4 separate regions of the Mus musculus genome follow, and all the other regions are linked to region 3. Evidence: chromatin loops called from intact Hi-C (ENCODE). Cell type or tissue: left cerebral cortex. All regions are shown on one strand. Region 1 has its middle 18 kb from the start of Gm11544. Region 2 holds the start of Gm11543. Region 3 holds the start of Col1a1 (collagen, type I, alpha 1). Region 4 has its middle 14 kb from the start of Gm51874.

What was found. Hi-C counts contacts between places; a loop is a spot of excess contacts. Peaks named below come from ENCODE experiments on the same cell type or tissue, not always from the same donor. Only the 100,000 strongest peaks of a DNase experiment are listed, where the experiment ranks them.
Region 1: a loop joins it to region 3, with 8 times the contacts of the local background. A loop is called at or near these places in 35 of 42 quality-filtered maps.
Region 2: a loop joins it to region 3, with 6 times the contacts of the local background. A loop is called at or near these places in 6 of 42 quality-filtered maps.
Region 4: it touches region 3 in a loop (11-fold over the local background); 16 of 42 quality-filtered maps call a loop at or near these places.

The regions. Positions count from the first base shown.
Region 1 is chr11:94,863,238-94,871,237 of GRCm38, reverse strand. It overlaps A430060F13Rik. Among named protein-coding and RNA genes, the nearest start is that of Gm11544, 18 kb to the right of the region's middle. In left cerebral cortex, CTCF peaks have their summits at 693 (motif pointing right), 1,184 and 4,498 (motif pointing left); DNase peaks (open chromatin) are centred at 724, 1,136, 4,490 and 4,887.
Region 2 is chr11:94,829,112-94,837,111 of GRCm38, reverse strand. Gm11543 reads left to right here and starts at 5,126. Exons shown (of 5, transcript XM_975056.4): 1 at 5,126-5,458; 2 at 7,642-7,664. The coding sequence starts at 5,378. In left cerebral cortex, a CTCF peak has its summit at 4,339 (motif pointing left); a DNase peak (open chromatin) is centred at 4,332.
Region 3 is chr11:94,933,128-94,941,127 of GRCm38, reverse strand. Col1a1 (collagen, type I, alpha 1) reads right to left here and starts at 4,904. Exons shown (of 51, transcript NM_007742.4): 1 at 4,684-4,904; 2 at 3,024-3,218; 3 at 2,870-2,901; 4 at 2,715-2,750; 5 at 2,523-2,624; 6 at 1,669-1,737; 7 at 1,387-1,431; 8 at 1,171-1,224; 9 at 957-1,010; 10 at 530-583; 11 at 357-410; 12 at 1-26. The coding sequence starts at 4,759. It overlaps Gm46293 (a long non-coding RNA gene), which reads left to right and starts at 6,512. Exons shown (of 3, transcript XR_001780299.1): 1 at 6,512-7,005; 2 at 7,136-7,729. In left cerebral cortex, CTCF peaks have their summits at 1,664 (motif pointing left) and 4,015; DNase peaks (open chromatin) are centred at 3,495, 3,926, 6,363, 7,946 and 2 more places; H3K4me3 peaks cover 827 bases.
Region 4 is chr11:94,727,222-94,735,221 of GRCm38, reverse strand. No RefSeq gene overlaps it. Among named protein-coding and RNA genes, the nearest start is that of Gm51874, 14 kb to the right of the region's middle. In left cerebral cortex, CTCF peaks have their summits at 2,259 (motif pointing left), 4,759 (motif pointing left) and 5,462; DNase peaks (open chromatin) are centred at 2,248, 3,816, 4,758 and 7,712.

The DNA of each region.
Region 1 (8,000 bases), 70 kb after region 3:
AGAATTGGCGAGAGAGGGGTGAAGATTCTAGACTATGATGGCAGGGCAGCGAGAGGATGTTGGATGAGGGACTGTTTTGGGGACGGGGCCTTATGAAAGTGGCAGAAGGAGCCTCTGAAGGCTGGAGAGCAAAAGAGAAACATATTCCATCAGGGTCAGCAGGGCACCCAGGCTAAAGATCTTATGGAAAATGGCTGTGACATCCCCAATGAGCAAGGCTGCATTACACAGGGGAGGTGACAGCAATGACATTCTCCGGTCTCTGAGAGAGTTCTCCAGAGATCCGTAAAGGACAATGGGAAAGGAGTAAACTAGAAAGAGCAGAAATCTCTCAGATGAGATGTGATACAAATGCCTTTAAGCTCAGAGTTCCAGAGGCAGGGTTAATCAGTTCTCCATGAGTTCAAGGCTAGCCTTGTCTACATAGTGAGTTCCAGGACAGCCAGGACTCTGTAGAGAGACCCTGTCAAAAGAGAGAGGGGGGAAGGGAGGAAAGAAGGGAAAAGGGAGAGGGAGAGAAGGAGAGAGGGAGGGAGGGAGAAAGGAGGAGAGGGAGAGGGAGATCTCAGGGCCCTGTCCCAGTGTCACCTCCCACCATGTGTGGGAGGGGTCAGTACCAGTAATCCTCCCAGACAGGTCACTGTCCTACCTCTTCTAATTTGACCTTAGCTGGGGTGCAGAACACGTTCTGGACAGCAGAGGGGGCTGCTGAGCCCTTCAGGGACAACAGTGCTTATTCCTTGAAGCCTATATAGAGGGACAGAGAGAGAGCAGCTTTGGAAAGAGGCAAGTCCCTTCACTCCTGGGTACTTCATTCTGCCACAAACAAAATCAGCTCATGTTTATTTGCTATTGCTGTATGCCAGACACTGGAGAACTGGAGTTGGGGAGAGAGACCTTGCCTATGCCTGCCCAGCTGACCCTGGGGAGGCAGAAGTGAACTATTTTCGGTTTTGTATAAGATCGCTCGGTATACGAAGCAATTCATGTCATCCTTCAGAGTCTGTGTGTGTCATTTCATTTGTCTCTGACTCATCGGTCTTCCTTTTGCATCCGTCTCTTTTGCAGAGAGTTAGAGACTGCATGGCTTATGGTCACACAGCCCACCAGCCAGAAGTGGCATATTTGCTAAAATGACTCAATGCTGCCCCTATAGGCAGAACCGAACTAAAGCCAAGTATGCACCCTCCTTAGAAGAGGCCACAGCCCAGTGCTATTAGTTGTCATAGATACAGAGTAGTATTAGTAGAATGTGGAGAAGCAAGGGATGGTAGGATAAAATGCAGAGGGATGAAACAGAACACAGCCCAGCTCTTCCCCCCAGGATCTGCTAGGCAGGTATAGGCAAGGTCTCCCTCCTCCCAACCCCAGCTGGTTGTTCCTCCCAAAGAGCTGCAGCCTGCCTGGCTGAGATGTAGTCACTTGGGCTATGTGTGGGGTCTCAGAACCTACATGGTCATAACTGTGACTCAGCCCTAATGTCCTCTGTGAGTTGGCCTTCCTGGCCTCTGGACTCCAGCTGCCTTCTCTGAGAAGGCGTGGGTGACCAGCTGACCTCCAGGCCCTTAAAGCCAGACCCTATGAGGGACCACAGACAATGAACTCCTTCTTCAGCAAAGAAAAGTAGATGTGCAGAAAGCATGGGGACTTTGTCACTCTTAGGAGACCCAGGCTGGAATTTGGTGTGGAATCTGGAGCGCTACAAAGACTTCAGAAGTTCTCTGGGTCTTCTTGCCTCTGCTTCCCAGCATGCAAGAGGATATCCATGCATGCATGCACATGCCACCCTCTCATGGCTGGCTCACTGGGTGGGATGGGGGTGCAGTCCTAGAGTGGGCCCCCTTTCTCTCTGAACAACGGCAGGTCCTCTACACGGCAGTGCTGACACACACCTTTGATCACAGCACTCGGAGGCAGAGGCAGGTGGATCTCTGATCTCATGGCCAACCAGGCTTCAAGTTCTAGGACAGCCAGGCCTTCACAGAGAAAGAGTAGCCCTCCCACGCAGCTCCATACCTGACTTTGCCTACAGGAATGCTAAGCCTCAGTCTTAATGAACACTGGAAAGGGCCTTGGACTCTTATCCTATGCAGGAATCTTCAGCTTTCAGTCTCATCCCCACCCTATGTGCAGATAGGGATGCAGAGAGACAATTTGGTATCTTGGGAAAAAAATATGGGAGGTCAGAGGTAACCTTTAGGGACCCTTTGGGCTCTGCTTGATAAATCAAGTGTAGGTACCACACTTTCTTTTTTCAGAAGTTAGAGGGAAAGGGTGAAGCTGCTGTTCTCCAACGTCTATTCCTGTGGCATTTTCAACGTGAGCAGAGCCAAACACACCAGGTAAATTCTGAGACACTTTGAATTTCACATAACATATTTTAGCATTTATTTGTTATTTTGATTTTTGTTTAGTAGCAAGGTGGTGGCCTTTAATCCTAGTATTCAGGAGACATAGGCAGGCAGATCTCTGAGTTCGAGGCCAGCCTGGTCTACTGAGTGAGTCCCAGGATGCCAGAGCTACACAGAGAAACCCTGTCTCAAAAAAAAAAAAAAAAAAAAAAAAAGCTAATTTTGAATCTCACATGACAAATTGTCTTAGGCTTTTACTGCTGTGAACAGACACCATGACCAAGGCAACTCTTATAAGGACAACATTTAATTGGGGCTGGCTTACAGGTTTAGAGGTTCAGTCCAGTATCATCAAGGTAGAATCATGGTAGTATCCATGCATGTATGGTGCAGGAGAAGCTGAGAGTTCTACATCTTCATCTGAAGGCTGCTAGCAGAATACTGGCTTCCTGGCAGCTACAGTGAGGGTCTCAAAGCCCACAACCACACTGACACTCCTACTCCAACAGGGCCACACCTTCCATTAGTGCCACTCTCAGAGCCAAGCACATACAAACCATCACATTTCACTCCCTGGTCCACATAGGCTGGTTCAAACATATGAATCTATAGGGGCCATATCTAGCCATAACATTCTTCCAAACATAATCGGGCCTATCACAGCAATACCCCACTCCTGGTACCAATTTCTGTCTTAGTTAAGATTTTACTGCTTTGAACAGACACCATGACCAAGGCAACTCTTATATAGACAACATTTAATTGGGGTTGGCTTACAGGTTCAAAGGTTCAGTCCTGTTTCATAAAGCCAGGAACATGGTAGAATGGCGCAGGAGAAGCTGAGAGTTTTACATTTTCATCTGAAGGCAGCTAGCAAAATACTGGCTTACAGGCAGTTAGGATGAGGGTCTCAAAGCCAACACCTACAGTGACACACTAGTCCAACAAGGCCACACCTTCCAACAGTGCCATTCTCAGGGCCAAGTACACAGAAACCATCACACAGGTAAACTTTAGTATCTAAATACAACTTTAATTGCCTTTCCTTCTTCTGGCAACAGTACATCTGGGTTAGATGGATGACAGAAACTAAAAGGAAATACCACCAGCCCATTCTGCCCATCAGGGCCACTGGTACTAGCTACTTCCCTTCAGTTCCCCATCCCACACATCTGCACCTCTCCTCTCAACTACCAAGTGTCCCTGGCCATCTCCTCTTTCCGGAGACATAATTAGAGGCTCTAAGCCTGTACAGGGTGGCAGGCAGCAGGTTTCAGCACTGTCCCATGGAGGGTCCACCTCAGCTGTAGGCAGGGGGCTTCAGTCAGGCTCCATTAGTAACTACAGGGGCTTTAAAGAGAGCCATACTCCTCTGTCTCCCCTTTACTCTTCTTAGACTCAGTCTCCAGAGATTGCAAGTAGAGGGGATTCTCAGGGGCCCCATCCCAATTGCGCTTGGCTTGGCTCTGGAAGGTTCTGTTGTTAAGCACTAGAAGGGGCCAAGGGATAATGAGAAACAGAGGCAGAAAGTGGGAGAGAGACCAGAGGCCAAATCCTTGGAGGACAATGAACGAGCTAGCATCCTTGGGGCACAGGAGTGCAGGGACCAAAGCAGTCAGGGAAATTCGAGAAAACTAAAACCAAAACATTCTTGCTCCCGTGACCTACAGCGGGTGATAGAAACAGGAGGAAAAACAGGGGGTGGGGGTGCGGTGCCAAAGGTTGCCTTTAGAGAAGGGGAGACACTGAAACTGGAAAACAAAAACTGGGAGAAAAGGCCAGGCTTGGAGAGTCTCTCAGTATGTCAGGTAAAAAGGGAACCAGTGGTCAGTGGAGGTCTCCAAGAAGCTGCCTGTTTCTCAGTAGCCATGTTAGAGTGACAGGTAACAGGAGATGTGAGGTGCACTTCCCACTAACATCAGAGCCTCCAAGGGTGATTTTCCTGTGTCCCCAGACTAGACAGCTATCCAGCCTCTGCCTCATTGTGTCACTTCCTTGAGCTTGGCTGTCACATATCTCTCTTCCATCCTTGACACTCACCATGCATCCACCTGTCCAGGGGTCTTTCTTGCAAAGGGCCCCAGAGCCTCTCAAGTCAAGTCCAGTGTCCCAGGGTGCACATTGGCGCTGTCCAATGCTGCCACCTGGCGGCCATACTTTGACCGCCTGAGTCCTTCCATGAATCCCACCTGGCCTGCTCATTCCCCTCCTGAGGTCTACCTGCTTTATGGCCACAGTGAACAAAGTCTTGAGCCTCGATTTTTCTTTAGTCAGAAGGGAACTGTACCAGCACCCCCCACACAAAATTGCAAGGACACTAATATCCCAGTACTGTGGGGAATGCTGTATCAAAGCTTTTCCTCCCCAATTCAGGGTCTTCCCCCCCCCCCCCCCCGGCTTGGACAAACCACAAAGGAATGGCTCCATTTATGTGACACATACCCCATTATCCTTCTTGGGCCTTGGCCTGCCTTTCCCACAATCTCTGCCTCCCTCCCTTTGCTGCCTTTCTTGTGTTTGGCCAGTACAGCGCCCTCCAGTGGCGAGCTCATCTCTCAACGTTTATCCATTTATTTTGAGTGTTTGAAATAAAAACAAATCAGAAAGCCCAGCCTGGTCTACAGAGTGAGTTCTAGAACAGCCAGAGTTACACAGAGAAACCCTGGAAACCCTGTCTTGAAAACTAAAACGTTAACAAAAGATATCTAATTACAGCTATTCATCCCCCCACCCCCCCGTGTGTGTGTGTGTGTGTGTGTGTGCGGGCAAGTGCATGGAGTTGACTTTCTCCTTCCACTTTGCGGAAGAACCCATGGGGTCCCGAAGGATCTACACGATCCAGAGATCAATTTCTGGTTGTGAGAGCACAGGGCTTTAATCAATGTATTCAGAAAGCAGAGGCAGGGGGATCTCTGTGATTTGGAATACAGCCTGGTCTATGTGGTGAGTTTCAGAGCAGCAAGTGCCATGTAGAGAGACTCTGTCCCAAAAACAAAACAAAGAAAGCGAAACATTAGTCAGGTTTTCAGGCTTGGTGCACAGCACATTTACCCACAGAATCACCTGGCTGACCTTACTGGTTTGTTTTTGTTTAAAGTTTATTTATTTCATATTTATGTGTATAAGTATTTATTACATAGATGTATGTCTACCATATGCATGCCTGATGCCATTAGAGTCCAGAAGAGGGTGACAGTATCATCTAGAAGTAAGAGTTTCATGTGCTTGTGAGTCATCTTGTATATAGATGCTGGAAACTGAATCCAGGTCCAAGGACAACGGCTGTTAATCTCTGAGTCAACTTCCCAGACTCTTCAGCCTCCCCACCCCAACAGGGTTTCTCTGTGTAGTCTTGGCTAGCCTGGAATTCTTGGTCAGTAGACCAGGCTAGCCTCAGTGATCTACCTGTCTCTGTCTCCTGAATGCTGGGATTTAAAGACTTGTGATAACACCACCTGACTTTTTTTTTTTTTTTAATCCAGGCTCCTACCTGGATTGGATCTCACTAATTAGATAACACTAGCTTTGAACTCACAGAGATTTGCCTCCTCCCTGATGGGATTAAAGGCTGTGTCACCACGCCCTGCTCTATCCACCATTTAAGCACAGCCCAGCAGAGGGACTTCCACAGTGCTCTTCTCCGTCCAACATACAAGGCTGGCAAATCAACCTCTTCTAACCTCCCACCTCCCAGTTCCTCAAACTCAAGCAAGGCCAGCTCCTCTCCACTTCTCTTCCCTGAGGTCCTGTTCAGCTTGCAGCCCTGGTCCAGCCAACTCCAGTGTGTTAACTCTGGGCCTATCCTGAGGCTGGACCCATAGGTGGAGAGAAGTGGGAAAGGCCCTGCCCTGTCACTCTGTCCTTACACTCTGAAGCTCAGTGGACCCCTTGACAGGATGCTGGACACCTGGGTCTGGGGCACACTCACCTTGACCTTTGGCCTGTTTTCCAGTCTCCAAGGAGTAAGCTTCAATGAGGTAAGCGAGACTTCTATGACTTTTGAGGACCCAAACGGGCAAGAGACCTGCCTAGGAACCCAGTCCCCACCTTAACTTGTCAGGAATTACCTAAACCACAGGCAATTGGAAACTTCCTGTCTGTTGTGTTTGGGGAAAGCTGGGGGTAGGGACAACACAGGGGGCTCTGGGGAAACCTGAGTCCCTGTCTTGGCAGGGCTGTGTTGCTGCCTGGGAGCTGGCCCCAACCACAGCCCTGAATAGGATCAGTGACCCCCGTTTTAGTCTTGGCATGTCTTATTGAGCCCTGAGTCAGGCTGAGGAACCTGAGGTCTTGCTTGTCTGGGTTAGGGGTCTCTCCTTCCCTGTTCCTCATCGGGGTGTGCTTTATTGTCCCTCCCTGAGACTTATCTGTTTGTGTACCAGGGAAGTGGAGGTTCCCACTTCTCTGATTAATTTGAATTCGATCTCAGAGTAGACCTGGCTGCCTGGCTGGGTGGCCTCATGCAGTGATCACAGGGAGGCAGGATTTGAGCTCTTGTCCATGTTCAAACTCTAAGTGTCTGGGATTGGCGGGATTTTCTCAGAGGTGGTCAGAACAAGCCTTTGTTTAATACATTCTATTTGTTGGTTTGTTTTGTATTTTGAGACAGGGTTTCTGTATCCCTGGCTATCCTAGAGCTCTGTAGTCCAGGTTGGCCTCAACTCAGAGATTGAATTTACAATCTTGGTTGAGAATCTGCCATGGCGGGCAGGCGTAAGTGAAGTCCCAAGTCTGCTCCCCAGAACAGTGTCCCCTGGCTGTTGGGAACCTGTCGTTCTCCATCCAAGGCCATGCATGAGGGAACCCAGGATCAAGACACTTCCAGTCTGGGACTTCTGCATCTTTTGTTGCCCCTCTCTGCAGCCCCAAGTATAGACACTGTCAGTCCTCCCAATCAGATCTAATCAATCCATGTTTATTAAACCTCAGGCCCCCAGCCATCCTGATCAGACCACCTGGTTAAGATGGGACAGGGAAGAATCCTGGCCCAGTTTATCAAACCTGTCAGCCTTTGTTTGTTTGTTTGTTTGTTTATTTATTTATTTACTCAGGGTCTCAAAATATAGATTATAATGACCTTGAATTCAACAGAGGCCTGCTTTCGTACCTCAGCATTGGAATTAAAGGTGATATCCTTCATGTCTGAATATAGGAGCCCAGTGGTGTTAGCAGCTCACACCTTTGATCCCAGAACTCAGAAGGAAGGCAGAGGCAGGTGGATCTGAGTTCTAGGCCAGCCTGGTTTACAGAGCCAGTTCCAGAATAGCCAGGGATCCACAGAGAAACCTCGTCTTGAAAAATAAATGTGGTCTGAGACAAGAGTCTGATAGTTGGAAGATTGGCAGGGAGGGGAGAGAGACACACACAGAGAGACACACAGAGAAAGACAGAGATAGAGAAAGTGAGTTTCTGGGCCCCTTGTGTCTTTAGCTCACAGCACCCATCCTCACCATAGAACAGAGCTACTGTGACCATGGAGAGGGAACAATCCTAGCTGTGACTGTCACCTGTCGTTTTTTATCTCTCTCTCTCTCTCTCTCTTTTATTTATTTATTTATTTATTTTTAAGCAAAAGAAATGCTATTGTAAAAATCTTTGGCCAAGTCAAAAGCTGGCTTCCTCTTCTTTATTTGTTGAGAGAGGGCATAG
Region 2 (8,000 bases), 100 kb after region 3:
GTATTTGTTATGTTGGTTTTATTTAGTGGCAAAGTGGTGGCCTCTAACCCTAGTATTCAGGAGGCAGAAGCAGGGAGATCTCTGAGTTTGAGGCTAGCCTGCTCTACTGAATGAGTTCCAGAATGCCAGGGCTACACAGAGAAACCTCAGGATACCAGGGCTACAGAGAGAAACCTCTCTCCCAAGGGGTGAAAAAAAGGTAATTTTGAAATTCACATAACAAATTGTCTTAGTTACTGTTTAACTTCTGTCAACAGACACCATGACCAAGACAGCTCTTATAAGAACATTTAGCACCCAGGCAGGCATGGTGTAAGAGAAGCTGGGAGTTCTACATCTTCATCTGAAGGCTGCTAGCACAATACTGGCTTTCAGGCAGCTACATGGGAGTCTCAAAGCTCACAACCACAGTGACACATGTAGTCCAACAAGGCCATGCCTTCCAATAGTGCCACTCCCAGAGCCAATCACATACAAACCATCACATTCCACTCCCTGGCCCTCTTAGGCTTGTTCAAACATATGAGTCTATGGGGGCCATATCTACCCATAACATAGTAAAAAAAAGTACATTTAGTCCAACTTACATAGTCTCCATAGTTTATAGCACTCTCAACAATGTTAAAAGTCCACAGTTCAGAGTCTCTTCTAAGGTTCATCCAATCATTTAACTGTAATCCCCAAAGTAAGACAGGAGACCAGCTGGGCAAACTCCAAACTCTGCACCTTCATGTCTGATTTCAAGGCAGTGTTCAGATCTCCAACTCCTTTTTCATCTTTGTTGACTGCAACAAGCTTCTTTTCTGGTTTGTTTCCATTCCTCGTGTGCAGCTTTATCATGGCAGATATCCTATGGCCCCCTTGCATCTGGAAAGTCTTGCAGTCTCCAAGACAGCTTCAATGTTACATCTTCTCCTTTCAATGTCTGGGATGGACACATGATTTTCTGGGCTCCACCAAAAGGCTGGCATCATTGCTCCAGCTCTGCCCTCTGTACATTTCTCTAAGCTCAGGTTGATCCACTCCACTGCTGCTGCTATTCTTGGTGATCATCCCATGGTACTAGCATCTCCATTACTGGGGGGTCTTTCGTTGCAACTAGACTTCACCAAGGGTCTCTCAGAGGCTCTCTTCACGGTGCCAAGCCTCAGATCCTTTGCATGACCCTTCTGTCCAGAGCCATCAAGTAGAACTGAGGCTGTACCTTCACCAATGGTCTTTCATGGCCTCCAGAGTACCAAGCCTCAGCTATTCTTCATGACCCCTTCATTCCTTCAAAACCAGTACCACCTGGGTGACTCTTACACATTACCAAGCACAGCTACAGCTTGAGGTACAACCTTGACTATCTTTGGAAAACAACTTCTTCGTATTCTCCAGAAACACATCCCAGAAGATTTCACCTCAGTGATGTGGGTTTCTTCGTAATCACAGCTAATATCATAGCTCCAGCTAACCAGCATCAATGGTCCCAGTAGTCCTTTCTATTTTTCACTTTAAAGCCAGAGCCACATGGCTGAAGCTGCCCAGTTCTGCTGCTTGCTGCGGCTGGAACATGGCTCTCGTTTTTCTATTATCAGCTTTCTGTTTCCCAACTCCCTCTCTACCTAAGCTTGGCTTTCCTGGAACTTGCTCTGTAGATTGACTTTGAACTAAGAGATCTGCGTGCCTCTGTCCTCTGTAATACTGGAATTAAAGGTGTGTGCTGCATGCCTGGGTTTAAACTTTTCTTCACCTAGAACCTGCTTTGTCCCATGCTGGCCTTAAACTCAGAGATCTGTTTGGCTTTGTCTCCTGGGATTAAACATTTATATCACCACGCCTGGATCTAAATTTAGCTGGGTAGGATCTTGCCCCCAACTCCCTAGTTTGTTATCTCCTAGAACATAGGATTCAGGTCCATTTCACTCACTAGTACCCCTTTAATATTTGGAGCATATATTCTATATATTTTCTTTCTCAGCTTGCTATGCTCATTCAAAATGCTCTTCATGAGACTAAACCAGAGATCAAGGTCTCTGCTGGGCTTTTTTTGAGACTTCCTTTGTCAATGCAATTAATCTGAGTCTCTTCACCTTAGTCTCAGGCAGACTCTTCAGACAAGGGCAAAGAGTAGCCCCATTCTTCACCAAAGTACCATATATTTAAATTCTTCACCGAAACTTCTTAGGCGCAGCTACAGAGATGGCTCAGCGGTTAACAGCACTGACTGCTCTTCCAGATGTCCTGAGTTCAATTCCCAGCAACCACATGTTGGCTCACAACCACCTGTAATGGCATCTGATTCCCTCTTCTGGTTCATCTGAAGACACCTACAGTATACTCATATAAATAAAATAAATCTTTACCAAAAAAAAAAAAAGGAAACAAAGAAAAAAAGAAAACCTCTTGGACCAGGTCTACACGGTTCAAACCATTCACAATAACAAAGTCTTCCATATCCATACTAGGATGGCCCGTTCAGCCCAATTTAAAGCATCCCCACTGCTTTCCAAATCCAAAGTCCCAAACCCCACATTCTTTCAAACAAAAGCATGCTCAGTCCTAGCATAGCATTACCCCACTCCTGGTACCAACTTCCGTCTTAGTTAGGATTTTACTGCTGTGAACAGACACCAAGGCTAAGGCCACTCTTAGATGAACAACATTTAATTGGGGTTGGCTTACAGGTTCAAAGTTTCAGTCCAGTTTCATCAAGCCAGGAACATAGTGGAATCCAGGCAGGGATGGTGCAGAAGCTGAGAATTCTACATCTTCTTCTGAAGGCAACTAACAGAATACTGGCTTCTAGGCAGCTAGGATGAGGGTCTCAAAGTTCAAAACCACAATAACACACTTACTTCAACAAGGCCACACCTTCCAATAGTGCCACTCTCCTGGCCCAGCACACACAAACCATCACACAAGTAAACATTAGTATTATCTAAATACAACTTTAATCCCACTCACAGGCATCTTCTGGCAACACTACATCTGGGTTAGATGGATGCCAGAAACTCAAAGGAAATACCACCAGCCCATTCTGCCCATCAGGGCCACTGGTACTAGCTACTTCCCTTCAGTTCCCCAGCCCAGCCATCCCCACCCCTCTTCTCAACTACTGAGTATGCCTGACCTTCTCATCTTTCCTGAGACATAATTACAGAGGAGACCCAGACCAGCCTGGACAGGGTGACCGGCAGCAGGGAATGAAGGGCCATAGAAGTATATCTCAAGATGGCGACAGAGACAGTGGGATTTGGGCAGAGGGAGGAGGGCCAGAATTCCCAGTTAGCAACAATTTCACTCAAGAGGCACAAGTGAGCCGGGCGTGGTGGTGCACACTTTTAATCCCAGCACTTGGGAGGCAGAGGCAGGCGGATTTCTGAGTTCGAGGCCAGCCTGACCTACAAAGTGAGTTCCAGGACAGCCAGGGCTATACAGAGAAACCCTATCTTGAAAAAAAAAAAAAAAAAAGGAGGCACAAGTGTGAGTGTTGTTGGGAAGTTTTAGCACTGTCTCAAGCAGGGTCCACCTCAGCAGGGGGAAAGAGGCTTCAGATGGGCTCCATTACTAAGTACAGGGGTGTTGGCAAGTGGCATACTCCCTCCTACTCCCTTTTCTCTCCCTAGACTCTGTCACCAGAGATTGCAAGTAGAGAGGGAATTCTCAGGGGCCACATCCCAATTGCACTTGGCTTGGCTCTGGAAGGTTCTGTTGCTAAGCGCTAAAAAGGGCCAAGGGATAGTGAGAAACAGAGGCAGAAAGGGGGAGAGAGACCAGAGGACAATTCCTTAGAGGACAATGAGCAAGCTAGGGTCCCTGAGCCACAGGAATGCAGGGACCAAAGCAGTCAAGGAAATGGGGGCAAAACAAAAACAAAAACTGACTTCTTCCACTGGCAGTGGATAATAGGGCAAAACAGGAGGAAAAACAGAAGGGCTCAAATGAGTGCCTTTGGAGAGGCAGTGAAACACTGAAATTGGAAAACAGACTGGCAGGAAAGGCGAGGCTTGGAAGCTCACTCAGTATGACAGGGAAAAGGGGAACCAGAAACCAGAGGAAGTCTCCAAGAAGCTGCCTGATTCCCAGGAGCCAAGTTAGAGTGGACAGGTAACAGGAGCTATGAGATGCACCTCACACTAACACCAGAGCCTCCAAGGCGACCTTCCTGTGTCCCCAGACCAGACAGCGAATCATCCACTACCTCATTGCGCCCTTTTCCCCTAGCTTGGCTGCCACTTGACAGTCACCATGCATCCACCTGTCCAGGGGTTTTTCTTACAAGGGGCCCCAGAGCCTCTTAGGTCAAGTCCCAGGTCCCTGTGCACACCTCGGCGCTGTCCGATGCTGCCACCTGGTGGCCATACTCTGACCGCCTGAGTTCTACCATGAATCCCACCTGGCCTGCTCTCCCGCATTGAGGGCTGTTGGCTTTTTGGCTAGTGGACAAAGTCCTGAGCGCGATATTTCTTCATTCAGAAAGAAACTGTAACAGCATCCCAACATGCCACACTGTTGCAAACCAGAGAGGGTACTATTATCCCAGAATTGTGGGGAATGCTGTGCTAAAGTTTTTCCTCCCAAATTCAGGGTCTTTTCCCCACCTCTTAGACAAAGAACAAAGGAATGGCTCCATTCATGTGCCACACCTCCCGTTATCCTTCTTGGGCCTTGGCCTGCCTTTCCTAGAATTTCTGCCTCCCTCCCTTTGCGGTCTCTCTTGTGTCTGGGCAAGTACAGCGCTCTCCAGTGGTGAACTCATCTCTCAAAGTTTATTTACTTATTTTGTTTTTTTGAAACAGGGTTTCTCTGAGAAGCCTTGGCTGTCCTGGAACTCACTCTGTAGCCCAGGATAATCTCAGAGATCCACCTGCCTCTGTTTCCTGAATGCTGGGATTTAAAGGCTTGCCATACTACAACTTGACCTTTTTTCCTTTTTTTCTTTTTTCTTTTCTTTTTTTCTTTTTTTTTTTTTTAAATTGAATCTAGCCTGGATTGGATCTCGCTAATTAGATCGTAGTAGCTTTGAACTCACAGAGATTTGCCTCCTCCCTGATGGGATTAAAGGCTGTGTCACCACGCCCTGTTCTATCCTCTATTTAAGCACAGCCCAGCAGAGGGACTTCCACAGTGCTCTCCTCCATCCAACTTACAAGGCTGCAAATCAACGTCTTCTAACCTCCCACCTCCCAGTTCCTCAAACTCAAGCAAGGCCAGCTCCTCTCCACTTCTCTTCCCTGAGCTCCTGTTCAGCTTGAAGCCCTGGTCCAGCCAACTCCAGTGTGTTAACTCTGGGCCTATCCTGAGGCTGGCCCTATAGGTGGAGAGAAGTGGAAAAGGCCCTGCCCTGTCACTCTGTCCTTACACTCTGAAGATCAGTGGACCCCTTGACAGGATGCTGGACGCCTGGATCTGGGGCACACTCACCTTGACCTTTGGCCTGCTTTCCAGTCTCCAAGGAGTAAGCTTCAATGAGGTAAGCGAGACTTCTATGACTTTTGAGGACCCTATGGGGCAGAGGCCTGCCTAGGAACCCAGTCCTCAACTTGTCAGGAATTACCTAAACCACAGGCAATTGGAAACTTCCTGTCTGTTGTGTTTGGGTAAAGTTGGGGGTAGGGACAACACAGGGAGACTCTAGGGAAATCTGGGCCCCTATCTTGGCAGGGCTGTGTTGCTACCTGGGAGCTGGCCCCAACCACAGCCCTGAATAGGATCAGTGACCCCCGTTTTAGTCTTGGCATGTCTTATTAAGCCCTGAGTCAGGCTGAGGAACCTGAGGTCTTGCTTGTCTGGGTTAGGGGTCTCTCCTTCCCTGTTCTTCCAAGGTTGGTGACTTGAGTGTAGTTTATTGTCCCTCTCTGGGACTTTTCTGTTTGTGTACCAGGGAAGTGGAGGTTCCCACTTCCATGATTAGTTTGAATTCAATCTCAGAGTAGAGCTGGCTGCCTGGCTGTGTGTTCTCATACCTTGATCCCAGGGGGGCAGGAATTGAGTGCTTGTTCATATATAATCTCTAAGTGTCTCGGGTTGGCAGGTTTCCTCAGAGGTCGTCAGAACAAGCCTTTGTTTAATGCAATCTTTTTTTTAGTTTGTTTTGATTTTCAAGACATGGCTTCTGTAGCCCTGGCTATCCTAGAGCTCTGTAGTCCAGGCTGGCCTCAACTCAAATTAAATTTACAACTTGGTTGAGAATCTGCTATGGCGGGCAGACATAAGTGAAGTCCCAAGTCCACTCCCCAGAACACTGTCCATGGCTGTTTGAAACCTGTAATTCTCTGAGCATGGCAATGTATTTGTCAAGACCAGGATCAAGACACTTCCATTCTGGGACCTCTGCATCATTTGTTGACCCCTCTCTGCAGCCCCGAGTATAGACACTGTCAGTCCTCCCAATCAGATCCAATCAATCCATGTTTATTAAACCTCAGGCCCCCAACCATTCTGATCAGACCAACTGGTTAAGATGCAACACAGGCACACACCTTTAATCCCAGCACCCGGGAGGCAGAGATAGGCGGATTTCTGAGTTCGAGGCCAGCCTGGTCTACAGAGTGAGTTCCAGGACAGCCAAGGCTACACAGAGAAACCCTGTATCCAAAAACCAAAAACCAAAACAAAAAAAAAAAATGCAATACAGAATAATCCTGGTCCAGTGTATCAAACCTATAAACTTTTTTTTTGATACATGGTCTCATTATATAGATAATACTGCCCATGAAAGAGAGAGAGAGAGAGTTAGTTCTGAGTTTATGGGCCCCTTGTGTTCTTAGCTTACTGTATCCATCCTCACCAAAGCACAGAGCATGGAGAGGGAATGATCCCAGCTGTGACTGTCACCTGTCCTATTGTCTTTTCTTTAGCAAAAGAAATGCTATTGTGATGATCGTTAGCAAAGACAAAAGCTGGCTTCCTCTACTTTATTTGTTGAGAGAGGGTCTAGAGCTTCTAGTCCCTAGAAGCTGTGGACTCCTGAGATTGAAGGCATGCAGGACCACACCTGGCAATGGTTCTAAGTGAAGTAGCCAGAGAGGGCGCTGCCTTGATACCTGGGGGAAGAGAGTCCTAATTAAGAGCTTAGACAGTACTGCTATCAACAGGATGGGATTCTGTATGGAGATTTTAGATGCTTCAAAATGCTTTAGGATACAGGGCAGGGGGTTTCCAGCAGGGACATGAGGATGAATAAGGCCTGATTATGTTCATTGAACTTCCAGAGTTGTCTCTACCTATGACACTGGATCATGGGAGTAGAAGCAGTGGGAGATTTAGGCTGCTTTCTGGGGGGCTCTGAAGCTAAGGATCAACTAAAGGTGGCTTCCTATGCCAATCTGTGTGCGTGTGTGTGTGTGTGTGTGTGTGTTGACTCTGGCTATGGTAGTTGGAAGGAAGGAGAATCTGGTACCCAGTGTCTGGACAATGTCTGAGCAGACTCTTGCTAATAGTTCTCTTTGAGAAGGTTTCTACTTCCCAATCTGGCCTCAAACTGGCTCTGTAGCCTTGAAGAGTTCTGCCTCCTCTTGAGTTCTGTCATGATGGGCAACACCCCTGGTTTCCCCACACCGACCTGATTTATCTGCATGCTGGACAAACAGTCTAACACCTGAGACCCAAGTCCCAGGCTTTGAGCTCTGACCTCTGTCTTTTTTTCTTCCACAGACTGTAAACACATGTGACATCTTGTAAGTATGGGACTTTGTCAATAATTGTCAGTAAAGGCAGGGGTGATACCTGTGTGCTCAGATTCTGCCCTGGCTAAGGGGACAGTCACCTAATTCATATCACTTTGCCTAAACCATAGCCCCTGTCAGCTTACCCAACCATGGATCTGCAGGTCTGTAACTGCTGCTAATCTCCAACCTGTCTTAGCTGGATCGGGGAGCAGGAGTCAAATGAGCAATGTCCCACTCCTGCCTCCAATGTAAGTTCAGCGTCAGCACCATTCTGCCTGAGTAGAAAGGCATACTGCCCTGATGAACTCTGAACTCAGGTCCCAAGTCCAGACCCTAATTTCTCCC
Region 3 (8,000 bases):
TTGGCACCATCCAAACCACTGAAGCCCTTAATGGGGGGGAAAAGAGATGAAGTAAGACCCCTGTTGGGGGAGTATACCACTTTGACACCCACATGGATTTGACAATAATTTTTGGAAGATCTCCAGCCATCTCTCTGTCTCTGAGCTAAAGTAGATCCCAATTCACCTATCATCCAGCCAGTCTCTTTATTGGGACTTCTTCCCCCACAAAAGGAAGTCCTTTCAGATGTCTAACCTATGACCTTTGAGATATCTCTAGCTACCATCTAACATGATTCACAACAGGATCTCTTAGGGAAGGGGAGAGAATGGTGACTTGGGGCTTTGGGAGCTTCAGTGACTCCAAAGAGACTTACTCGGTGTCCCTTCATTCCAGGGAGGCCAGCTGTTCCAGGCAATCCACGAGCACCCTGGAGAGAAAGGCAAATGAGGACTTGGAAGGGTGTCAGAAGGAAGGGCTCTGTGACTATTGCTCCTAAATGTATCCCCAGTGCAGTAAGCCCTGGGCCCACCCTCACATCCTGCTCACCTGAGGTCCAGGAGGTCCACGCTCACCAGGACGGCCGGGCTTGCCAGCTTCCCCCTACAGAGAGAGAAAAGCCCATTATGGCAATGCTCCTCTATCCCCCATTGAAGGGTGGATTCAGTTTAAGGGACCAAATCTAACTTCTAACCTAAAACTCAGTTTATATCTACAGTGGTGTATTCATTTCCACATCTGCTCACCCAGAACTCTTAAACCTGGATTACTCCAAGGGATGGAGATGGATGGGGGTGAGGATGCAAGTGGGGATGGAGGCTGCCTCACTAAAACATTCTATTCAGTGGAAAGATGACTGCCAAGGGTCATCTTGACTTCTCCTGGTTATTGGTGCTGAGACCCTGCTGGGAAGATTTCAGGACCCACATAGAGAAGGCCACAGGATTTGATAGTGTCTTTCCCCAGGGGTACTTACATCATCTCCATTCTTGCCAGGAGGGCCAGGGGGACCTCGGGGACCCATTGGACCCTAGAGGGGACAGGAGAAGCATTTAGAACTCTTAGATGAGAGACAATAAGGAGGAAGACTGGAGCGAGGAGGTGACAAGCTACCCCTCTCTCAGTACAGGTGACTTTCCATAGGAGAATTTGTGGAGATGGAGGTGTGTCGGCATGGAGGACTAACTTACTGAACCGCCAGGCTCGCCAGGTTCACCAGGGGGGCCTTGGAAACCTTGTGGACCCTGAAGAACACGAGAGAAGGATAGGCTCAGAAAGGCAGGTTCCTCCCGGGCTGTCTCCCTCTTACAAGAGATGTCTACCAGCCTTCTGCCCTCATCCCCATCTCCCCCACCCCCGCAACAGTACATGCCCAAAATGATCCATGAAGACCCTTAGATACGTACAGGTGCACCAGGGGGGCCAGGGAGACCACGAGGACCAGAAGGACCCTACAGAAGGAAAAAGAGGGGCTTTTGATATCTGTGAATAAAGGCAGTATGGCAGAAATCTGTTTCTACCTCTTCCTGTGGGGATCACTGTCTGACTTGCATCTACTGTAGATCTCAAGTCCCTAAGGTGGCCTTTACCTCCCAAGCTATCTGTACCACCCCCTTGCAGGACATCATTGGCCTTTCTCTTCGGGATGCCTATCCTCTGTGTGGTCACTGCTCCCCCTGGTGGCTCACCATGGGGCCAGGCACGGAAACTCCAGCTGATTTTTCATCATAGCCATAGGACATCTGGGAAGCAAAGTTCTAGAAAAACAAGAGAGAATGTGTGAGAAATTGGACTCTGGATGGTAAATTGAAAGCCAGGAGGCATTAGCAGTAATGGGACAAACGGATGTAGGCTTCCGGAAGTAATTAACTCAGGGAGACAGCAATATAGCCTGTAAGATATTCCTGTACCAGACACCTCGACTGAATTTAATCTAACCAGACAATCCCAAACTACAGAAGAACCTATAAAATAACACCCTCTGCCCAACAGCCAGACTCTTCAAAACCTTCCCAAGTCAAGGATGACATAGAGTCTCAGAAACAGTCTACATTTGTGGGAACCAAAGGAATGAGACAATGGAATGCAATTGGCGGTCTTAGACAGGAAGGGGGCGGGAGAAATGCTATAAAGAACATTTTGGGAGGCATTGGTGAAATCTGCAAATGAGATTGCATATCAGGCAATATTAATCAGGCTAGATCAACATTAAATTTGGTGCTATGGTTCCATAGAATGCCCTTGCTCTTAGGAAATGCACTTAAGATCGTAAGTCACGGGCACGTTCTTGGCAACTTATGTCTCAAATGGTCCAGGACATACAGCGACATAGAGAACTGGGTGCCCAGAAAGTGGCAAAGCGGTTGTGTTGAAGAGTGTATAGAAGTTCTATTCTATTCTATTTTCTGTAAGTTTATAATTATTTTAAAATAGAAAACTATGTCTGACAAAACCAAAGCAAAGAAAAACAAACAAACAGACAGACAAACAAACAAACAAAACGGGAAGTCACACCCCTCTGGGGTCTCCAAGATCTACTTACTCCTCCAAGGCCAGGGGGTCCGGGGGGCCCAGGGGGACCAGGAGGACCAGGAAGTCCAGGCTGTCCAGGGATGCCATCTCGTCCAGGGGGGCCAACGGGTCCCTGCACCAAGAGACGGAGGGGGCTGCTATGAGCACAAATCAGAGCCACGCCCCCTCCAGTTTCCCAGCTCATTTAGAATACGATGCTTACCCTTGGGCCTTGGGGGCCAGGGTCTCCCTTGGGTCCCTGTGGGGTTGAGGATGAAGAAACAAAAGGCCGTTAAGAGAAGCAAAGAAAACTGCAGTTTATTGGAGGACAGTGGGGGTCGTGGACGGGTGGGAGGAAAGTAGGGAGCAGATTATTACCTCGACTCCTACATCTTCTGAGTTTGGTGATACTGGGGAGAAAAACGTTCAGTTAGAAGTAAATTTACTAAGGTACCTGGGGGTGTTATAGGCTTTCAAGACATAGGCGAGGGAGGGACTCCAACCTCCCTTAACCCTAGGACCAGAACCGTACCGTATTCTTCCGGGCAGAAAGCACAGCACTCGCCCTCCCGTCTTTGGGGGTTGGGACAGTCCAGTTCTTCATTGCATTGCACGTCATCGCACACAGCCGTGCCATTGTGGCAGATACAGATCAAGCATACCTCGGGTTTCCACGTCTCACCATTGGGGACCCTTAGGCCATTGTGTATGCAGCTGACTTCAGGGACTGAGCAAATGGGAAGAGACACAGGATGTGTGCGGGTCAGAGACCTTACCCCGGAGCACCAGGGATCCCAGCCTTACTCACTCTTTGCCCTGTCTAAGAGGCGCACGGAGACTTCCCACTTCCTGAATCTTTCCCCCCACTCCCTATATTCTTCCCTCAAATCCTTAAATGCAGGTCTGCTCCATATCGGCGACGTTCAGTGACAGCACCAGGGCGCCTGGCCAGGACTATAACGTCCCAGTTCTCAGGAATTTAAACAAAGCTCTAGACTGGGGTTTCTTCCAAACAACTTCAGCCCACGCGCGCGGGAACCAAATGAAATAAAAAAGCCTGCTGAAGGAGAGTAGGAGGGCTCCTACGCAGTAGGTGGGGGCTCGTGGGACGTGGTTTGCGCGGAGACAGGAGGCGGGGGTGGGAGGAGAGAAGGGGAAATTCAGCCCTGGTCCCACCTCCTTTCCCGGGGCAGGTGGGGCGGAATGGGCGGGGCTACAATGTGGAGGGGCTGATTTCAGTGGAGCCCTGTCCAGTGTAGTAAAATGTATCCCTAAAGTTAGATACATCCCAATTTCCAGCTCCCAGGAATCTTGAAAACTTGCTAACTAGACAAGCCGGGTCCTTCAAAGCCAGTAGTGCTTTGGAATCTCCTTAGCCAAAGAAGTCAAGTCTACAAATAGTAATGATGAGTTAACCACGCCCACCGCTCCAGGACCTGATCAAGGCAACCACTAGGTGGCGGGCAAAACTAAGCAATGCAGGGGCGGACCGACTTTTACTCGGCCTGGGTCACTTCTTTCAAAGACCAGAGCTACCCCATCCATCCCTGCTTTTATTTTCCTAGTCTGGAGATGAGGGTCCGCAATAACCCAGGTTTTCCTTCTCAGCCTGTGCGCTGTAAAGTGCTGTACCAGGACTCGTAGTGCTCTCGGCTGGCCAGCAGGAGGCACAGGGACCGCGCCCAGTCAAGTCCTAGCCAAACTTTCTCATCCAGCAACCCGCCCTCTCCGTGCGTCCCCTCCCCCCCCCCCGAGAGCCCAGCACCCCGGAGGCCCCAGCAACACTGTCTAGCCTGCAGAGAGGGCAAACAATCTTTCCTTATGAATCATCCCGCAGCCTTTTTGATAGCTTTTACATCTTGAGCTCCGAATCTCTATTCCAGAGGCCTTATTTCATTTTCGACGTACTCTGCCCCAACCCGTGTCCAGATTCCCACTTTTCCTGTTGTGCTACAGATGGGTGCTTGAAATTTCTTCCTGGGCCATCTCATGCAAGGCTCCACTTCTGAGAACTGCTCCCCCTCATCTGCTCAACAGGGTGACCTCTCTCATCCCGTTTCCTCTCCATCACCGTCCCATCCCTGCCTCTGGAGCAGCCCTGCACCTCCATTTAAGTCTTATCTGCTAGGACCCCTCTATACAGAACGCAATACCAAGAAGCTGTAGTAAACTCCCCAGAGTTTGGAACTTACTGTCTTCTTGGCCATGCGTCAGGAGGGCAGTGGCCCCTAAGAGGAGCAGGAGCCGGAGGTCCACAAAGCTGAACATGTCTAGACCCTAGACATGTAGACTCTTTGCGGCTGGGGTGGGGGGTTAGCTTCGGCTCATGCGTGGCCTCACTCCGCGTGCCTCCTGCTCCGTCCCGAGGAGAAACTCCCGTCTGCTCCGACGACTGGCCTGGGCCCCTTTTATACCATCTTGATGGAGAGCTGGGAGGAACCCTGCCTCTCGGAGAGGGGGAGCCAGCAGCCCGGCCCCCAGCCAATCAGAACTGCCTGGCCCGGCCCCCAATTTGGAACGAAGAGGGGGGAGGAGGGAAAGGAAGGGAAAGGAGTCCACCCAGCGCCCCCCCTCCCGCAACTCTGCCGCCCTTGCCCCCCAGATCTACATGGGCCAGAGGTGCTGTCACTGGAGTGTGGCTGGGCCCTCAGTATACTGAGTGTGGGTAGAGAATACCCCTTGTACTTTCTTTCTGGGACTTCAAATCAGAAGGATGTAGAACTGAGAATCTGAGTTGGGAAACACTACAAAGGGATCAGTGTCAGGAATAATTGGGAAAAGGTCCTCCTGGCCATGCCTAGTAATCTTTCAGGCATCCTGGGGAAGAACTAAGGAATAAGTTAGATTAATCTGATTAGAACCTATCAGCTAAGCAGATGTGCCTGTTGGAGGGAGGGGATCACCTCATGGTGTGGACCCAGGAATGGAGGGTAGGAATATTTGTGAACAGTTATACATCTCTTCACAGATACTAAGAGTCAGATATGTGGTGGTTTGAAAGGAAGGGGGTGCCTATCTGTTCTGCCATGCCAGACACACCTTTCTAATAAATAACAGCTCTGAGGCTGAGGCTTGGGGAGACCTTTGACATCCTTGTCCTTCCAGAAGAATGCTTATGCATTAAGTGATGAGCAGCAGTGTGGGCAGGGGGCTTTCTGGGTCCTCAAAGCTGGGGCCTGGGGCATGTTGTATAAATTCTTCTCTGACCTCCTCCATCCCAGCACTGGGATGTGAGTTTGTTGCAGGAAGCCTGTGACCAGGGATGTTTTAGAAAAAGGTCTTGTGTCAGCTGTGGCCACAGCCAGAGATTTGTTAGAGGCCCTCTTATGTAGCAATATCAATGCAGAATGAACAGGTAGAAGGTACTTGGCCATAGAGGGGTGTTCTCAAAGCTACAGAGAGCCCTCTTTTCTAATTGTACTTGGATGTGGTCTGGGGACACCTAGGTGAACTCAGTGTGTGGCAGAAACTTGTGTTTGGTAGCTGAGGGACTTTATTTAATGGTTTCTTCCCATGTCCTCACTTCTTTGCTGAAAATCTTGGCCATTGCTCCCCACCTCTGCCGTCAGGAAAGGGTCATCTGTAGTCCCCCAAGAACAGCAGCTTATATTTAAAGTTGTCGCTAAAAGACAGTGTCCGTTCTTCCCCGGTGCTCCCTGCACCCTGCAAAGGTGCTCTGTCCAATCTGCTTAGGAACTTCATCTTGTCAAACTGTGTGGGTGGTGTGGGAAGGCACTGGGGTCTCCTTGCAGGGCCCATAGACATCCTGTATCACTTCCCCCACCGGCTTCTTTAGAGCTGTAAACGTGGAAGCAGGGAGTCCCGCCTCCTCCAAACCATCCAAGATTCCATTGCTCCCCCCCCCCCCTTCACGCCCTCCCTGAGCTAGTTTTGTGCAACGAAGGCAAAGGGAAAAAAAAAAAAGACCAAGGGAACAGAAGGGGAGGGAGCCACGTCGCTGGCCGTGGGCAGCTAGGCCGAGCAGTGCGGGTGGGGTGGCGGAGGGAGACTGCAGGGGCTATAATTAAAGGGAAAATATAGAGTTTCCAGAGAAGCAGAGCTGGAGACAGCAATGGAAGGACAGGACTTCATCAATTATCCCAACCATGTGGCAGTAACTTGTGGCCCAGGATCTGCCCCCGCCTAATGCCAGTGCCTGTAGGGCAAGGCTGGGGCTGAGATGCTGAGATGGTAGTTCCGGAACTCACCAAAGTCCTGCCTTCCACTGTGGTCAGTTCCAAAGGATGCCCCACTCCCCAACAGTGGACAAGGATGGTGTACCTCAGAGGGAACAGGTGTTTGAGGTGGCTGTGTCCAGGGTAGAATGCCACGAAGCGTGCGCACACACACACACACACACACACACACACACACACACACGCGCGCGCGCGGTGTGATCTGCTCACCCTTTGTTGGGTTTTGTATCAGAAAAGCACTTATCCAAAGCTCCCTTTCCCTGCTCCCAATCTAGCATCCCCAAGGCTCACCTGGAAGAAGAGACAAGAGCCTAACAGGTATGAACTGGTGATTGCTACATTAAGGGCCTGAGGTTCTGATGGAAACTTGGAGACCACTAGAATGGGTGTGGGGGAGATTGGTGTGTGTGCATTCAGTGACAGCCGTCACCCTGTGTCTGATTTCCAGGCCTTTGCCCCAGGAGTTGAAGGCAATGGGTTCCAAGCTTCCTTTACACGTGGCATGGAGCTGCAGCTCAGGACCTCCTCTGCCACTCTCTACTTGAAACGATTGGCGGGTGCCCAGCTCAGAGATGTGTCTTTAATTTCTGCAGCATGACAGAGAGAGGAAGAATGTGCTTGGGGTCTCCTCCCAGCCTGGCGGGGCCTCCCTGGCTGGGCTGAGGGCTGGAGACTGGGGGAGGGGGAGTTGGAGCTGGGAAGGGAGGAGAACGCCACGCCACGCCACGCCACCTCATCTTTAGGAAACTCTAAAGCTCTGGCTTTTTGAGGAATGTAGGGCTTTGTCAGGCACTTGGAGTGTAGGGAGAGCAAAAGCCAGAATCTCCACCCCCCCCCACCCCCAAGAATGGTAAAGTCATCAGCCGTTGGGGGAAAAAAATTCCTCAAGAAGAAAAACAGAAAGAGGAAAGTGCTGAGCTCTGAGTTCTGTCTCTCTCCAAATTTTCCCAAATGTTTCCCCCCCCACGAGGGAGGGAGAAGACCCGTCTGGACTCTACGGTGTGGAACAGAAGCAGAGGCAGCCTAGGTATAAATGTAGCAGGTAGGGCACACACCCGGTCTCCTCTGCACTTGCCGCCCCAGTGGTTCTAGTCCCTATTCGAGGCTCTCTTGCTTTTCTCACTCAGATCCTCCAGAAAGTTCTTCTGCCCCCAGCCTTGGCTGCAGACCAGGGATGGAGAGCTGGTCTCTCGGGAGAAGGGCAGGGAAAAAGAGCAGCTGTATGTGGGGGTGGGCATTTAGGTCTGGAGTAAAGGCCATGGGCATGAAGCATACCCCACCCTCCATCACAAAGCCCTACAGTCTTCAGACAG
Region 4 (8,000 bases), 210 kb after region 3:
CAGAGTACATTTCAGGATAGCCAGGGCTACATAGTGAGATCCTGTCTCAAAAACCAAAAAAAGAAAACAACAACAACAAAATAAGTGTCCACAGATTAACAAAAATAAACAACATGTCCAAGTTTATAAATCCGGTTCGGATGTAATCAGAGGCAGAAGTGTTTACCTAGCCTGTCAGAAACCTTGGGTTCCATCCCCAGAACTGTGGAAATGAAAAATATTTGAGCTGAAGCAAGAGCCGTTTACTGTTACCCAGGTTCTAGTTTATGGAACCATAAGTGAAGGAGAATCTCAAACAGCTTGACATTACACTTTCAGGAACCGATCAGGAGCCAGTTGGCTATCCCAGCATGGTGCGGGCTGAGACAGAAGAATCCTGGAGTCTGGGGTTTGAAGAAGGGAAAAAGTCCAAAGTTAGTGGAAGGAAGGAAATAATTAGGATCAGAGCAGAAGTGGAACAGACTAGAAAAGCCAAACAAAAATAGGAGTGCGCCTTTAATCCCAGCACTTGGGAGGCAGAGGCAGGTGGATCTCTGAGTTCGAGGCCAGCCTGCTCTACACAGTGAGTTCCAGGACAGCCAGGACTGCACAGAGAAACCCTGATTCGAGAAACCCTGTCTCAAAACGACCACATCGATAATAAAAACCCCAATAAATAAATAAACAAACTAATTAGCAAACCTTTAGCTAGAATGACCAAGGAAAGCAAGCACTGTTTGAGGTGAACCGAACCCAAAGATGCCTTTAGTGGGCGTGGAGGCCCCCACCACACCTTTAATCCCAGTACTCAGAGGGCGGAGGCAGCCAGATCTCTGTGAGTTGAAGCCAGCCTGATCCACGTCGGGGCAATCAATCAGAATTACATAGTGAAGGGCTGGAGTGGGAAGTGGCCCTCATCTGGACTGCCTGAATGTTCCACTGTATGTGTGGTGCATCCCATCACTTACTACATGTGTGTGCCGGCATGTTGCATGTTTGCTTCCTTCCATGCCTGTCATGGTTGGTCTCATGTCTCCACATATCAGGGCCTAACTTTCACTCATATGTGGGCAATATTGTAGGTCCAGTCCATGTATGACTTGTAGCCATGAAGATAGTTTGTGTGTTTTCATGCATTCAACTCATTCATTTATTCATTCACTCATTCACTCATTCATTCATTCACTCATTCACTCATTCTGTATTGAGTGCTCCTCCACTCCCCTCTGCTTTTTCTCTGCTTTATGAGGTTTTTTTTGTTTTGTTTTGTTTTTGTTTGTTTTTTTTTTTTTTAGGATTTATTTTATTTATATGAGCACACTGTAGCTGTCAGACACACCAGAAGAAGGCATCGGATCCCATTACAGATGGTTGCGAGCTGCCATGTGGTTGCTGGGAATTGAATCTTAACCTCTGAGCCATCTCTCCAGCCTGCTCTTTGAGTTTTTTGAGACAGGGCGTTTCTACATAGCCCTGGCTGTCCTGGAATTCACTCTGTAGACCAGGTTGGCCTCTAACTCACAGAGATCTACCAGCCTCTGCCTCCCAAGTGCTGGCATTAAAGACATGTGCTGCCACTGCCTGGCTAGTATTGAGTTCCTACTGCAACTGTCCTTCCTTTAGGCTCTATGGGTACAGCAATGAAGAAAGCAGAGTTTATGTTCAAGACAGGAACTACAATCATAGCAACATAGGACTCACAGAAATAAGTGTAATGAACAGGTGTGTGGTGTGTTAGCAGGTGACGCCCACCATGAAGAGCTTGACAGAGTGAGAAAGTCCACGCTTAGCCTAGCAGGGGAGGTACATGGTGGCCTTGGGCAGTCTAATGAGCAGGGCTTGAGGCCACCTCAGAGATGAGGACCTGTGATGTAGACTGAGGGACAGCAGGAGCAGACCAGTCATGGTTGGCTGGAGCACAGAAACAAAAGCCTGTGAGCAGTTTCTCTCATCTCGGTGACTTAATTTCCTGTTTGGGTCTGGGTAGCTCAGTGGTAGAGCACTTGCCTAACATAGATCGGCTCTGGCTCTACCCCAGACACTAAAAAACGCTAAGTTTTCTGTTTTCTTCAGTTCTCAGCAAGCCAGTGATCTGTCTGGGTCCAATGTCTGACATTCTAGAGTCCGCTGACCATGCTGGCTCCATTGAGGTCACCTTAAAACCACTTTCACACCTTATTAATACACCTTAATAACACACTCTTGATCAGGTAGGCCCTGGTAGACGAGAACCCAGGAAGCAAACACTGCCCCCTTGTGGGAATGTGTCTACAGCCTGACATAAACCCAGGGTCACTCAGCGGGAGGCAGAGGGGTGTGGACTTCAATCCCGGAACCCTTACCCTGTCACTTGACGGAATGAGGACTGTGCCACGGTCCAGCCTCAGTGGATCTATCTCCACGTGTGTAAAATAGGATTCTGCCCCCTCAGGTTGTAACCATGGCTGAAAAAGAAACAGGTGGGTTCCGTTGCAGCCTGAAAGCCTTAAAAGGCAGGCTGCCTCCTCCCTTCGTGGCTCTGATACCGGGTGTGTTTCCCGTTTGACCTTCACAGAGACTTGAACTCTAAAGTTAGTGCCCGAGAGTGAGCTGGGTGCCAGGTAAGGCTTTTGCGGGGTTTCTGAATTCCTATTTATTTGTTATTTATTTATTCACTATTGTTCTTGAGACAGGATCTCAAAACCCACAGAGATCCACCTGCCACTGCCTCCCCAGTGCTGGGATTGAAGCCTGCACCACCTGCTCAGCTTTACCTTGTGAGACAGAGTTGCTACACGGCCCAAGTTGGCTGCAAGCTCTTGCTCCTCCAGCCTCAGCTTCCTGAGCGATGGGATAATAGATATATTGATAAATGACCTTTTTATTTTTTTCTATCAAAAGTGGCTACCCCACTGAGAGCCAGTATTCCGTAAACCCCCGCTGTGTAAAACTTCTATGCAAAGGAATTCGAGTCTTTGAATCTCCCTAACCAAAGCCAAGCCAAGCAAATAATAAGGAACTGAAGTAAAAAAAGTGTGTGTGGGGGGTGGGGGTGGGCGGGGCGGGGGTTGGCGCACGCACGAATCCCAGCACTTGGGAGGCAGAGGCAGGGGGATCTCTGTGAGTTTGAGGACAGCCTAGTCTACAAAGAAAATTCCAAGACAGCCAGAAGTACACAGAGACCTTGTCTCAAAAACAAACACACAAACAAAATACAAAACAAAAAGTCCAAACCCTGGAAAAATTTTTGTTTATGAAAAGCTCCTCCCCCATTCTGTGCACTTAATTAACTTGGTGGCCTGGAGTCCTCAGCTCATTTTCCTTTTCTTCCTTTCCTTTGTGCCTCTCCTCCTCCTCCTCTTCCTCCTCCCCTCTTCCCTCTCCCCCTCCCCCTCCTCCTCCTCTTCCTCCTGCTCTTCCTCCTCCTCCTCCATTTTGAGATGCAGTCCTGGAGATCCATATGCCGACCAAACTGTCCTTCAAGTCACGGAAAACTCCCCACCTCTATAGGGATTAAAGACTTCTACCCACCCCCCCAACCCTAGCTGCCAGTCTATTAAAACTAGCCAATCACAAAAGACTGTGAGGTCAGACCCCTGCCAAAGGAAAAAGAAACAAGTTATCACCTGCAGTAGGACAAAAGCTAAGGGGACTTCCTGTGCTCCCCAACCTGGTTCCCGCTGCGCAGCGCCCTTTTTACAGAAAGCAAATGGCCTTGCTGAGTTTTCTTTCGCTTTGTTCATGTGTTTCTTTTAGTGATACCAAGAATATTTGCTTCCAGCAGACATGTACTGTGGTGCTTCACAATGACCTATTTTCAGTTCCGAGCTCAACGCTGGAATCTTGCTCCTACGCAAGCAAGACCAATGGGAATTTGAAATGGTGCTGTTTGTCTCGGAACCTGCTAAAAGGGAGCTTAAAATGTTTGCAAGTAGCTAGTTGTGGTGTACGTGTGAAACCCCAGCTACCCAGGGGATGAGCCGAGAGTTCGAGGCCAGTGTAGGTGCATAGTGTAACTGTCCGGGAATGAATGAGAGAAAGAAGTAGTCAGGTTTACTGATACCTGCGATTCCAGCAGAAATCACAGTTCAAGGCCAGCCTCAGCAACTCAGTGGACTCTCACATTCAATTTTTTAAAAAATATTTTTTATTTTATTTAATTTATTATATGTAAGTACACTGTAGTTGAAACACTCCAGAAGAGGGTGTCAGATTTTTTTTTTTTTTTTTTTGGTTTTTCGAGACAGGGTTTTTCTGTGTAGCCCTGGCTGTCCTGGAACTCACTCTGTAGACCAGGCTGGCCTCGAACTCAGAAATCTCCCTGCCTCTGCCTCCCGAGCTCTGGGATTAAAGGCATGCGCCACCACACCGGACTGATGGTGTCAGATCTTGTTATGGATGGTTGTGAGCCACCATGTGGTTGCTGAGATTTGAACTCAGGACCTTTGGAAGAGCAGTCAGTGCTCTTAACCGCTAAGCCATCTCTCCAGCCCCACACTCAAATATTTTTAAAGGATTGGGAATTTTGTTCAATAGTAGAGGGCTTGCCTGGTGGTGAGAGACCTTGTTTTTAATCCTTGGTACAACACACACACACACTTTACAAACACCCACCTATTGGATCCAACTCCACCTTCCGGCCTCTGAAGGTACCACGCACACATGTTGTGCACAGACTAATCATATAGGCAAAAAAATCAAATAAATAATAACCATCATAAATAACAAATACCCACCCATCAAGGAATCAGCTAGAAAACTGGAAGTCTCCCTCTGGGACTCTCCTGGTCCTCTATTGCCATCTGCTGGTGAGAATAGGGATGGTAGAGACACAGCCGAAGTGAGCTATGAAAACTCAGTGGGGGTGAGTGAGCCTCTGGAAAAGAACCCAGGAGAATGGCCGGAAAGGCCGTCTGGAGGGCCTTCTCAGTGTGTTAGGAGGCTCAGGGACCAAGGGGCTTTTTATTTATTTTATTTAGGTTTTTTGAGACAAGGTTTCCCTGTGTGGTCCTGGCTGTCCTGCAACTCCCCCATAGACAAACTCAGAGCTCCACCTGTGGAGGCATGCACTACCACCACCTAGATTGATTGATTGATTGATTGATTGATTTTCAGGGTCTCACGATGTGGCTCTGACTGTCCTGAAACTCACTATGTAAACCAGGCTGGCCTTGAACTCACAGAGGTCCACCCATCTCTGCCTCTCTGAGCACCTAAATCAAAGGCATGCGCCGCCACACCAAGCTTTTACTTTACTTTTAAATATTGGTTTTCTTTCTTCTTTAATTTTTTAAATGTTTTTTCCTTTATGTGTATGTGTATTTTGCCTGCATGTACGTCTGTGCACTGTGTGTATGAAAAGGCCAGAAGAAGCCTTCAGGCCCCTTGGAACTGGAGTTAAAAAGGTTGTGAGGCACCAGGTGCTGGAATCCAGCCTGGGTCCTCAGGAAATGCAGCTAATACTCCTAATCTGTGAATCGCCTCTTGAGCCCCTAGGGGTCGCTTTAACAATTCTAGCTCTGTCTCTATGCCCTACAGACAGAGAGACCCAAGATTAAAACAGAGAAGTGTATTTCCCAAGGTTGAGCTGAGCCATATTTTAGGGACAAAATCAGGATTTGCTCCCAGAACCCTGAGATCGAAATCCAGGGCTCCTCTGAACCTTGATTCTAGTGAAACCCTTGGACCACCAGCAGCCTCTGGGGCACCTGGAGACTTGGGAGAATTTCAGGGTTTAGGGGCTGGGTGTTTGACTGTAGAGGAATTGCCTACATACCAGGTGCAAGCGTTGGTTATGGTGCCCTGTGTGGCAAAACAATGTGAAGAAGAAGGAGGAAGAGGGGGGGGAAAGGGGGAGGGGGAGGGGAGGGGGAGGAAGAGGAGGAGGAGGAGGAAGAGGAGAAGGAGAAGGAGAAGGAGAAGGAGAAGGAGAAGGAGAAGGAGAAGGAGAAGGAGAAGAAGAAGAAGAAGAAGAAGAAGAAGAAGAAGAAGAAGAAGAAGAAGAAGAAAGCAATAGATGCCATGTTGTTCGAAGTCTTGCTCTAGTATTTTCTGTACACAGCTGCATGCATGCTTTCATAAAAATTACATCATAGCCCCCACACCCTCTTTGTTTTGATTTTTCTTTTCTTTCTTTCTTTCAATTTTATTTTGTTGGGGAGTAGAGTGGCTGAGACAGGATTTCTCTGTGTAGCCCTGGCTGTTCTGGAACTCACTGTGTAGACCAGGCCCTTGAACTCAGAGATCTGCCTGCTTCTGCCTCCCAAGTTTTGAGATTAAAACTGTGTGCCATGGTAGTACACAGCTTGGTTTTGCTTTTAATTGTTGGGACTCAAACTTAGAGCGTTCTCTCTCTCTCTCTCTCTCTCTCTCTCTGGTTGCTGCTGCTGTTGTTGTTGTTGTTAAGGTCTAACACATCCTGGGGCAGGCTTTAACCTTGCTCTGTAGCCAAAGATGACCTTTGACCTTCTGCTCTCCCTGCCTCTGTGTGAGTGCTGAGATTACAGAAGTTTGCCATCATCCTTGGTCACGTGATGCTGGGGGCTGAACCCAGGGCTTCTATGTGCTAGGCAAGCACTCTACACACTGAGTTCCATCCCCTCCCCTTAATAATTATTTCTAAGGGTCTGGAGAGATGGCGTAACAGCTTAGAGCACTTGCTGCTCTTGCTGAGGTCCCAGGTTCAGTTGTCAGCACCCACATGGTAGCTCACAGCTCTCTAACTCCAGTTCCAAAGGAGCTAACTCTATCTTCTGACCTCTGTAGTCACCAGGCATTCATATGGTGCGCATGGATTCATACAGACAAAAGCAATCATATAGAAAAAAAATAAAATAGGTTTCAAAAAAAGAGTAATTTTTAGATTGTAAATTTCAAAATGGAGACATTTATGGTAAATAAAGTGCTCATTTTTTTTACATTTATTTTATGTGTATAGGTGCTCTGCCTACGTGGAACTCACATACGCAGTGTCCATGGGGGCCAGAAAAGGGAATCAGACCCCGGGAACTGGAGTTAGAGCTACTGTGAGCTTCCATGTAGGTGCTGGGAACCAAACCCAGGGTCCTCCAGAAAAGCAGCCAAGGCTCTTATCTCTTATCTTTTTTAAAGATTTATTTATTATTATATATAAGTACATTGTAGCTGTCTTCAGACGCACCAGAAGAGGGCGTCAGATCTTATTACAGATGGTTGTGAACTACTGTGTGGTTGCTGGGATTTGAACTCAGGACCTCTAGAAGAATATTCAGTGCTTTTAACTGCTGAGCCATCTCTCCAGACCCTTATCTCTTATCTTAAGCCCCTTGTTTAGTTATTGAGACAGGCTCTTACTGTGTAGCCTTGGCTACTTGGGACTCTTTATGTAGACCAAGCTATCCTGGTACTCAGAGAAATCCTCCTGCCTCTGCCTTCCAAGTGCTGGAATAGAAGACATGCATTAGTATGCCCAGTGGGTATAAGATGAGCATATGATTATCAATGTTTGGCGGTTTGATAGGAATGACCCTCATAGGCTCCCGTATTTAAATGTTTAGTCCTTAGCCTCTTAAATGCCTCTTGATAAGAATTAGGTGGTGTGACTTTGCTAGAGGAAGTGTATTTTGTGGGTAGGCTTTTGGAGGTTCTCTTTGCCCCGCTTGCCCTTGCCTTGCTAGCACATCTATTCCTTCACTGGCCTTAGAGCCTACTTCTTCGGGATTCCAGCATATTCTGAAGACCAGCTGAGACATCCAGCGTGGTGGACTGAGCAGCTACTGTATTCTTGGACACAGTTAGCCATTGTTGGATTAGCTGGACAGCAGCCTGAACATCATTCTAATAAATCCCCTTTGTGTGTGTGTGTGTGTGTGTGTGGAGAGAAAGAGAAAGAGAGAGAGAGAGAGAGAGAGAGAGAGAGAGAGAGAACCCTGACTAATATACAACATAATATGGATTGATTCAATCAATGTAGCTAATACATCTTAAGAATTTTAAATAAAGATCAAAGGTTAGGGGCTGGAAATGTCATTCAGTTGCTTCGGAGCTTGCCTGATACTCCGGAA